Regions from separate parts of the Homo sapiens genome. Here region 2 is linked to region 1. Evidence: read pairs that join two places in POLR2A ChIA-PET (ENCODE). Cell type or tissue: PC-9. All regions are shown on one strand. Links, peaks and the distances in the headings refer to the core of each region. The heading gives the core; the rest is flanking DNA. Region 1 has its middle 17 kb from the start of PTPN1. Region 2 overlaps RIPOR3 (RIPOR family member 3).

Region 1 (5,372 bases), core at 155-5,154:
TCAATTGCTGCATGACAAACTACCTCAAAACCTAGTGGCTTAAGCCAGGTGTGGTGGCTCACGCCTGTAATCCCAGCACTTTGGGAGCCGAGGTGGGCGGATCGCGAGGTCAGGAGATCGAGACCACCCTGGTTAACACGGTGAAACCCCGTCTCTACTAAAAATACAAAAAATTAGCTGGGCGTGGTGGCGGGTGCCTGTAGTCCCAGCTACTCGGGAGGCTGAGGCAGGAGAATGGCGTGAACCTGGGAGGCGGAGCCTGCAGTGAGCCGAGATCATGCCACTGCACTCCAGCCTGGGCAACAGACGTAAACACCGTCTCAAAAAAAAAAAAAAAAAAAAAAAAACCTAGTGGCTAGTGGCTTAAAAACAACAATTATTTATACCACTCACAGTTCTATGGGTTGACAGCTTAGCTGAGTGGCTCTCACATGGGGGTCTCTCATGCAGTTGGCTACTGGAGCAGGAAGTCCAGAACTGACCCAGCATCATTTCCACTATTTTCTATTGGTCAAAACAGTCACAAGGTCAAGCCCAGGCCAAATTCAAGGGGGCTGAGGATTAGACCCCCTATCTCAAGGAGGAGTGGCACACACATATGGGGAGGGAAGGAATTGATGACAGTCATCTCTAAAGTCAAGCTACCAGGCTGGCCAACACAGTGAAAGCCTGTCTCTACTAAAAATACAAGAATTAGCTGGGTATGGTGGCACATGCCTGTGATCCCAGCTACTCGGGAGGCTGAGGCAGAAGAATCACTTGAACCCGGGAGGTGGAGGTTGCAGTGAGTCAAGATCGTGCCACTGCCCTCCAGCCTTGGCAACAGAGCAAGACTCCATCTCCAAAAATATACACAAAAATAATAAAGTCAAGCTAATATATATCATACTGTCCCTCTCCCCACCCCTCCCCCATATCATTCCAGGATGTCTCCCTCTTCTTTGTAAGGAATGTCACTGAGGAAGTTCATCCCAGTTGAGGTGGGCTTTTTTGTTGTTGTTGCTTGTTTAACATCCGTTCCACTTCCCATGCCAGTATCCCAAGCTTCCTGTGGAGGAGCTTCAGGTCAACCACAGTGCCTTGTCCTCTACTATTCTGTAAATGGGTATGTAACCCAGGCCAAGCCAAACAAACCCTCTCTGAAATTTCAATCTCAAACAGAATGACAAAAAAAAGTTCTGAAAGAAAGTTTGCAGTGGAAACTGTGGATGACTCTCACCAGGCTATTATATCCCAGGAGCAGGGATGTGCCTGATTTGTCTAAGCCAAGGTTTCTCAATATCAGGACTGTTGATATTTGGGGAGAGTTCATTCTTTTCTGTGTGCAAGGGATGGGAAGGAGCTGTCCTGTCCATTATAGGATATATAGATGCAGCCCCAGATTCTACCCACGAGATGCCACTAGCACCTCTCCTAGTTATGATAACCAAAAATGTCTTCACACGTTGTCAAATGTCCCCTGGGGGCCAAAATCATCCCTTGTGCCTCTTGCTGATGATTGGTTCAGGAGTGAACAGGCCCAAGCCAGTTTTGCCCAATAGGACACCAGGGGAGCTGGCTGCAGTGGCTTACACTTGTATTTCCAGCACTTTGGGAGGCTGAGGTGGGAGGATCATTGAGGCCAGGAGTTCAAGTTCAGCCTGAACAATATAGTGAGACCCTGTCTCTACAAAAAAAAAAAAAAAAAGTTTTAATTACCTGGGTGTGGTGGTGCACTCCTGTAGTCCCAGCTATTCAGGAGGCTGAGGTGGGAGGATTGCTTGAGCCCAGGAGGTTGATGCTGCAGTGAGCCATGATCACGCCACTACACTCCAGCCTGGGCAACACAGTGAGACCCTGCCTCAAAAAAAAAAAAAAAAAAAGACACCAGGATAGATTTCTTGGGGACTTCTGGCAGTAACATTTCCTTACTCTCAAGAGAGAGCTATGGGGAGACACTCCCTCTCTTTCGCACTGGATGATTTAGCAAATGATCTTACCGTCATAATCACTACTGGCAGCGTGCCCCGTTTTGCAGCCACAGGGAACCAGTTTTCAGATAAAGCCAACACATGGATAGTAATGGGAAGAAAGAGAGAGAACCCTGGATCTCAATTACATTCTTGAACCTCTGAATCAACCAACCTTGGTGTTGCCCTTCCTACAATAAACTCCCTTACTGCTTAAGCCAGGTTGAGTTGAGTTTTCTGTTACTTGCAGCCAAAGCGTCCTGAGTGCCGCACCCTCAGAGCTGAAGAGCACACTCGTGAGTTGATGCCAGCAAGATCCCCCAGCGCATCATGTGGCCAATTCTTTCTAAACTTGGTTTCAGAGCTTTCTTGCTCCATTTCTAAAAAGCACCTTATATCCTTCTAACAAATTCCTTTTCTGTTTCTGTTGGTAAGAACCAGTTTCTTTTTCCTTCTTTCTTTCTTTTCTTTTTTAGACGCAGTTTCGTCCTTGTTGCCCAGGCTGGAGTGCAGTGGCGCCATCTCGGCTCACTGCAACCTCCACCTCCCAGGTTCAACCGATTCTCCTGTCTCAGCCTCCCGAGTAGCTGGGATTACAGGCGCCCGCCACCAGGCCCAGCTAATTTTTTGTGTTTTTAGTAGAGATGGGGTTTCACCATGTTGGCCAGGCTGGTCTTGAACTCCTAACCTCAGGAGATCCGCCTGCCTCGGCCTCCCAAAGTGCTGGGATTATAGGCATGAGCCACCACACCCGGCCTGACCAGAACCAATTTCTGTGATATGCAATGGAAGAATTCTGTTACCTCAGTTGGCTAATTTCAGCAAAAAGCCCCAACATTCTTAGTCATCATAAAACTCGTTTGCTGAGTATGACTGACTCACCTGGTATTTCATAAAGTGCTACTTATGAGACCCACAAGAAAGATTAAGCCTCATGTGAACAGGCTGATGGGAAATCCACACAGAAAATATTTTGATAAGTTCTAAAGCAGCACCACATGCTTTAGAAGGTCATGCCAAAGGCAGTCCAATGGGGTCATCCCAGTGCATCCTAAGGACCACCAGCTCCAGCAGGAGAATTAGGTAAAAGGGCAAGGAGAACAGCACACAGGGTCACAGAGACCCTGGCTCCACCACCAGCTCGCTCTGTAACCCTGTGGGAGTGAGTTGAGGGAGTGCGTTGCTTCTCCCTCTGAGCCTCAGTTGCCTCATTTGTCAAACAAGCATTCACTTCTCAGGGCTGATGTGAACTTTAACTGAGGTGACACATGTCTAACTGGTTCAGGGGTACGTCTCAACTTGTTGAGGTGTAACTACGAAACCACTTTATTTTTACAATAATTGCTACCAAATGGTCTCTGTTGAAATTTCCTTTTTCCCTCTGGGGAATGATCAGAATAACAGAGTAGTGGTAGTAGAGGCAGGAGCAGAGGTAGCGGCAAGCTCCCAGGTGGCCCCGCCTCTGTGCCAGGCACTTGCCTAAGCTCTTGGCATATATTACTCACCAAATCTTCACAATGAGCTTCTGAGGTAGGGACCAATAGTTATCTCCATTTTACAGAAATAGAGAAAAAAGAACTTAAATGAGTTGCCCAAAGTCACGGAGCTATTAAAGAATGGGCTTCCTCAACCAGCCTCTCAACAATTCCATAGCATGCCTGACTGACTCTTTGGTTACCAAAGCTGTCTATTTCAGGTCTTAAAACCCAAATCTCCTCCAATTAGAATGTCAGTCTCAACCAGTGAAGCACAACGAGACCCAGTCTCATGGTCATGATGTCGAACAAACGAAGACAGACACCAAAAAGCATGCACGGCATGATTCCATTTATGTGAAGTTCAAAAACAGGCAAAAGCAATCCAGGGTGTTAGCAGGATAGTGGTCACCCTTGGCAAAGGGTAGTGACTAGGAGGGTTACTAGGTAGCTTTCTGAGGGGCTGGGAGAGTTCTGTATCTTGATCTGGGTGCAGGTTATGTGAGCATGTTTAGTCTGGGGAAATTCACTGAGCCGTGCACTTATGATATATCTGTGTGCATGTACACACATATACTTTTCTGTATGTGTTTTATAGTTCAATATAAATTTCCTTGGAAAAAACTTCATTCTCAGATCTGATTCAAAGTTCTTTTAGATCCCCTGGCCCCATGTCACCCAGTTCAAGCCAGACTCATGATTCTAGTGGCTTGGAGCTGGGACAATGGGTAGGGGGAGCAGGAGAAGCAAGACGTGCTCTCTTTCCCCTTCTCCTTGACGCCCACGGTAGAATGGGCATAAGGATGGGCTGCCATTCTGCTGAAATGGCTCCACAGCGAGCCGTGAAGGAAGGTGGCTGACCCCAACTGCTGAATGACCTTTGAACTTAGGCCAAGAGACTCAGAGCACCCCTAACATCATCCTGTTGCACATGTAAAGTGCCTAGCACAAAGCAGGTGTGTAATGGGGGGGGAGGTGCTAGATGGAGATGCAATATTTTTGATATCTTGAGGACTAAAAGTCGGGATGATCTGCTCTTTCAAATATGCCAGAAATTTTTGGATTCATAATCAGTTGAATAATTGATTTCTATTTGAAGCCTTTTAGTTAGACAAAAGGAAAAGTGATAAGTCTGCCATCTTCATCTGAGTTCCTCCAGAAGCCAACTCTGAGACAAGGATTTAAATGCAAGTAATTTATTCCTGAGGAGATCCTTGGAGGCAGCAGGTGAGGAGTGGGGAAGTGACCACGAAGTTTCTGATTTAGGACAGTGGTGAAAAGTTGATGCAGGTGGCTTCTAAAAGATCTTGACTTCCAAGGCAACTAGGGCTCTGGGGAAGGAATATGGCTGAACTTCAGACCCATAGGGCTACAGGAAGATAGAGACAGAAGACAAAGACCATGTACCAGTTAGCATGCTCTCAACTGCAAGTAGCAAGCCAATCCAAAGTGGCTTAAACAGTAAAAATGCTCCTGATGTCTTCAAATAATGTCTTCAAATAATGTCTGGGAAGGGACATGAATGAGCATGTGGGCCAGTGGGGCTCAAACCCACCCATGTAAGGGCCATGCCTCCACATTGCCATACCTGAGAAGCAAGGAGCTGGGGTATTTATCTCTTTCGCACTTTGGGAGGCTGAGCGGGCGAATCACCTGAGGTCAGGAGTTCAAGACCAGCCTGGCCAACATGGTGAACCCTGTCTCTACTAAAAATACAAAAAGTTAGCTGGGCGTAGTGGCACATGCCTGTAATCCCAGCTACTTGGGAGGCTGAGGCAGGAGAATCACTTGATCCCAGGAAACAGAGCTTGCAAAGAGCCAAGATTGTGCCACTCCAGCCTGGGCAACAGAGTGAGACTCTGTCACCAAAAAAAAAAAAAAAAAAAAAATTGATAAAAAGAGAAAGAGAGAGACAGAGACCTCAGAAAGACAGAGTGAAAGGGAGGGG
Region 2 (5,372 bases), core at 200-5,199, 140 kb after region 1:
CCATCCAGCGAGTGCCGTCCGCAGGCCAGCCACCTTCCACCAACACCTACAGACCTCACAATGGCCCCAGAGTGTTGTGGGGGCTGGTACTGTGCCCAGCTCACAGGTCAGCAAGCTGAGGTCCCATGAGGTTAGGGGACCTGATGGGGGACAGTGATGGGAATGGAATTCGAACCCAGGTGTCTGTACTCTGCACTCTGTGCTCAGGTCCTTAGTGCCGGGCAATGCTGCCTCCCAGAGCAAGGGGACAGCACCTCCTGAACACAGCCCTCTCACCCCCCGAGCTTCTCCTCTCCCCTCCTCCAGCCCTCCCTGAGCACCTAACACAGGTGAACTCTGCAAGGCAGGCCAAGTCCCCCCATCCTCAAGGGCTCCAGCCCAGCAGGGAGGCCCACCTACTGCCGAACAGTTACGATACAGAGTCCATGCTGGAGTTATGGGGGTCCCAGGGGGAATCTGACCCAGCCATGAAGAGGCGCCCAAGAGCTGAGTAGGAAGGCTGACGTGGGGTGAAGGGGAAGGGTGTCTAAGGCCGAGGGAACAGCCTGGGCAAAGGCCAGGATGCATGAGGGGACTTGGTGTCATCCAGAAACAGCAAGAAGCTCAGTGGGCTAAAGACGAGGTCAGAGAGGCCGGCAGGGCTCAGGTCCCAAGAGGCATTGGTAGCCCCAAGCAGGGGCTTGGCCTTACAATGGGGCAAGGGTGACTGGGAGCCATGGGAGGGCTTTCAGCAGGGGGTGGAAAAGTCCAATTCACATGAAGCCAGACTGCTGGTGTCAAGGGCTGCTTCCACCCCGATCCATTGCCCAGTCTCCGACCCGCCCTGCAATGGGGCCAACCCCGAGCCCTGGCTGTCTTCTCTTTTTTCCAAACCATCTCTAGATTGAGAAAATGCCACCCTATCCCTTGGGAATATAGGTCAGCATCTTCCAGCAAGGGCAGCTGGAAAGTTCTGCTTCATATCTAACCTAAATCTCTGCTGCTACAGTTTCATACTTTGCTCCTTTGCCAGGGTGGTGTCAATCCAAGGATTCCAGGGACCCCATTGCCCAGACAAAACCTACGAAAAAGCTCCAGTCCACCTCATCTTCCTGCACGATGAGACCCCCATGTTCCAACATCTCTTTCCCCCAGGGGCCAAGTCCACCCCACTACACCTCTGCTCACTTGGGGGTCTCTGCCTGGAAAAACTTCCTGTATCGAGCCACATCTGCCCAGCATCTACTACTGCACCTCCTGGCAGATCTGTGCAGCCTCCACAAGCCTCCTCCTCCCATATATCCCCCACCCCACAGCCCCACATGTGCCGTACATAGGAAAGCTTGGCAACAAAGAAGGTGGACCTGGGCTCAAATCCCAACTGTGCCACTCAGGCTCTGGGCCTCAGTGATCACAAGAGTAAAAGGGGAATTCAGAAAGAACCTCCCACGGAGACTGCTGGAAGGACCAAGGAAAGCATGTCCCGAGAGCCCACAGTGTGCAAGAGACATGTCGGAAGAGCTGGCTGTCTCTGTGCAATTGGCTAAGACCCCAGCTCTGCAGGTGAGCCAGGTGACCCAGATAAGCCAGGTGACCCAGGGAGAGCCAAGTGAGAAGTGAGCGGCTTCTAGCCCGGATGGAGGAAGGTGGCAAGCATTTGCTGACCACTCGCTGTGTGGCAAGCCTGGTGCCCCATGAGTGGCTACGAATCCATGAACAGCTATGAACCCATGCCCAGCAGTGCTGTGTACAGATGGGGAAGTTGAGGCATCATTCATCAAGTGCTCATTACTAAGCTGGCCCTGCACTAAATGCTTTATGTAAATTATGAAATCCATACAACCCTCTTAAGAGCAGGAGCTTTTGATGATCTAATTCCATAGATGAGGAAACTGAGGCTCAGAGAGGTGATGAGACTAGCCCAGGAGCCCCAGCAGGGCACCTGAGCACTGGGTTTAGAACCCGAGGATGCCCGATGTCAGAGCTTGTCTTACCTGCGGTCAGGAGAGCCTTGCACTGGGGCCTTGCCCCTGCCCCCATAAAGAGGTCCCCTACAGTCCCCTCCTGTGCTGTGCTGAGCCAGCTTGTACCAGCTCCCAACAGTCAACTGGGCCAGGCACAGTGGCTCACACCTGTAATCCTAGCACTTTGGGAGGCCGAAGCAGGCAGATTGCCTGAGCTCAGGAGTTCAAGACCAGCCTGGGCTACATGGTGAAGCCCCGTCTACTAAAATACAAAAAATTAGCCAGGCTTGGTGGCAGGCGCCTGTAATCCCAGCTACTCGGGAGGCTGAGGCAGGAGAATCACTTGAACCTGGGAGGTGGAGGTTGCAGTGAGCTGAGATCATGCCACTGCACTCCAGCCTGGGCAACAGAGCAAGACTCTGACTAAAAAAAACAAAAAACAAAAAACAAAAAATAGTCAATTGTTAAATGTTCAGGAATTTTGTGAGCCTGTTGACATCACGTTGGTGGTTTGAAATCAGCCACAGTAAACGTATTTACACCACAGAAAGCGGCAAGTTCTACAAGTTAGGGTTTCTGTCTGCTGGTTGTTAAACACGTATGAGCTCCTCACTGCTGTTACCCCTATCAGCACCTATGCAGGGCCTGAGAAGCTGCTCAAACTGCTTGATCCCCCCAGCCAAGCCAGGCAAGAGAATAAGGACGGAGTAGGGAGGGATTCCCAAAGGTGAGTAGTTGAGACGTACTCCGGAGCCAGCCTGGGCACTGGAGCCGGAAGGGGCTTCCCCGGCCCCTCCCTCTGCACCTTCCCATCAGAAGCCTTCTGGGCCGTTCCTGGAGCTTCACCCCAGTCACTCCACTTCAAGGTCAGAGAGAAGGACAATTGCTAAGCAGTTCCTCCCGATGCAAAGCTCAAAACAAGCCCCAGGTCCTCCTGCTCAGTGTGAGAGAGAGGACGACGAAGGAGGGAAACTAAGGCTCGGAGCAGACCTGCAGAACCTGACAGCGGATTCATCACTCATAGCACTGTGAGGTTCAATGGCCCCATTTTTCATATGAGGAAAGAAAGGCTCTGAGAGGTGAGAGGCGACTCAGGGACACACATATTTCTTTCTTTATTTCCTTTTCCTTCTTTCTTTCTTTTCTTTTTTTTTTTTTTTTTTTTAGACAGGGTCTGACTCTATTGCCCAGGCTGGCGTGCAGTGACACGATCTCAGCTCACTGCAACCTCCACCTGCTGGGCTCAAGCCATCCTCCCACATCAGCCTTTCACGTGGCTGGGACTACAGGCACACACCACCATTCCCAGCTAATTTTTGTATTCATTGTAGAGATAGGGTTTCGCCATGTTGTCCAGGCTGTTCTCGAACTCCTGAGCTCAAGCGATCCACCCACCTCAGCTTCCCAAAGTGCTAGGATTATAGCCGTGAGCCACCGCGCCTGACCAGGACACTCATTTTTCAAACTGAAGTCTGGCTCTTCCTTCTTCCACGTGCCATGGCCACATGGATTGGCTTCCTGGCTAAACCCTCCTCATCTTTCAGCCCAGATGTCCCCTCCCCCAGGAAGCCTTCCTGGACACCTCCCCACTCCTAGCTGTGTCTGGTGTTTCCTCTGGATGCCCCTGACCTCCTCTGTTATAGTGGACTGTGAATGGTGACTTGTCTATCTCTCCATCCTAGACAGGGAGCTCCCTGCAGGCAGGGACCAGGTGCATGGAAGATTCATAACACATCTTTATTGAACCAGAAAACAATGAAGGAAAGGTTGACGCTGCTTCCCCTACTTCACCAGGCTGTGCAGCCCAAGAGGAAGGTGCTGGAATAATAACAGTAATACTAATACTAATAACCACTATGTGCTAGACTCTAAGGCAAAGATGGACAAATGTTTTCTGTAAAAAGCCAGATAGAAAGGCTGAGCGCAGTGGCTCACACCTGTAATCCCAGTACTTTGGGAGGCCAAGGTGGGTGGATCACCTGAGGTCAAGAATTCAAGATCAGCCTGGACAACATGGTGAAACCCTGTCTCTACTAAAAACACAAAAATTAGCCGGGCGTGGTGGCGCATGCCTGTAGTCCCAGCTACTCTGGAGGCTGAGGCAGGAGAATCACCTGAATCCGGGAGGCAGAGGTTGCAGTGAGCCGAGATCAAGCCACTAAACTCCAGCCTGGACAACAGAGCTAGACTCCATCTCAAAAACAAACAAACAAACAAAAAGCCAGATAGTAGATATTTTTGGTTTTTCAGGCCATACAGTTTTTGTCACAACTACTCAGTTCTAGCATTTTAGAGCAAAACCAGCTGCAGACATTATGTAAAGGAATTATGCCATGGCTGTGTTTCAGTAAAACTTTATTTACAAAAGCTGCAGCAGCTGTTGAGGATGATGGGTGGCCCTGCCTCTGACCCTTGGGTAGCCAGCACTGCCTGCTACCTGCTCTGAGGACTTAAAATTCTCATTTCATTCTCCCAACACCATATGAGACAAGTACTATTACTATCCCCATTTTGCAGATAAGGAAACCGAGGCTCATGCCAGGCGTGGCGACTCACGCCTATAATTCCAGCACTTTGAGAGGCTGAGATGGGCGGATCACTTGAGCCCAGGAGTTCGAGACCAGCCTGGGTCTCATAGTGAGACCCGGTCCCCACAAAAAATACAAAAATTACCCAGATGTGGTGGCGTGCACCTGTAGTCGAGCTACTGCGGCAGGCTGAGGTGGGAGGATCATTAGAGACCTCCCAGCAAGTCGAGGCTGCAGTGAGCTGAGACTGCACCACTCCAGCCTGGCTAACACAGTGAGACCCTGTCTCAAAAGAAGGAAAGGAAGGAAAGAAGGAAAGGAAAAAGGAAAGGAAGAAAAGAAGGAAACCGAGGCTCAGAGAGGACGGAAATGAGTCCTCCGAGGTCACACAGGTAGGAAATGCCAGAGCTGAAACTGGACCGGGGCGCGCTGGACTCCAAAGCCTGGCTTCGGGACTCCGCTGTGCTTGCTCCCGCAGCTCTGCTGAGGACACGCCCCCCTCCCAGGAGCCAGACCTCCTCCAGCGGGGAAGAGGCCCCAGAATGGAAATAGGATTGGGAGGGGGACCTGCCAAGCTAGAAAGATAGCCCTGGGTGGTGGCCGAGAAAAATCAAGCCCAACCTCTTTTGGCTTCAGGGTGTTGCAGCCCCAGCCCCTGTGGGCCCCCTTGGGGCCTGCGGACCGCGACAGTTCCCAGGCAGCTCAGCTGCGCCCCCTCCCGGCTGGGCCTGGTGGGGCTGATCCATGACGTTGACTTGGAGTCCAGCCAAGCAGTGTTTCTTGTGGTAAAAGAAACAGACCTCCCCCTGGATGATTGGGGATGGGATGGCCAGGCTGAGACCCACAATCTCAGGAGCCTTCAGCGGACAGCTCCTGACAAGTCCAGTTTGTCACCTGCGAC

Evidence for each region. Peaks named below come from ENCODE experiments on the same cell type or tissue, not always from the same donor. Only the 100,000 strongest peaks of a DNase experiment are listed, where the experiment ranks them.
Region 2: POLR2A ChIA-PET joins it to region 1 with 24 read pairs; 4 of 35 experiments call an interaction of 5 or more read pairs at or near these places.

Annotation. Positions count from the first base shown.
Region 1 is chr20:50,490,363-50,495,734 of GRCh38, forward strand. No RefSeq gene overlaps it. Among named protein-coding and RNA genes, the nearest start is that of PTPN1, 17 kb to the right of the region's middle. In PC-9, for the core only: no CTCF peak of the experiment used is centred there; a DNase peak (open chromatin) is centred at 2,819; H3K27ac peaks cover 1,908 bases.
Region 2 is chr20:50,630,893-50,636,264 of GRCh38, forward strand. The region is part of intron 1 of RIPOR3 (RIPOR family member 3); the gene reads right to left. Among named protein-coding and RNA genes, the nearest start is that of RIPOR3-AS1, 12 kb to the right of the region's middle. In PC-9, for the core only: a CTCF peak has its summit at 5,196 (motif pointing left); a DNase peak (open chromatin) is centred at 5,199; H3K4me3 peaks cover 472 bases.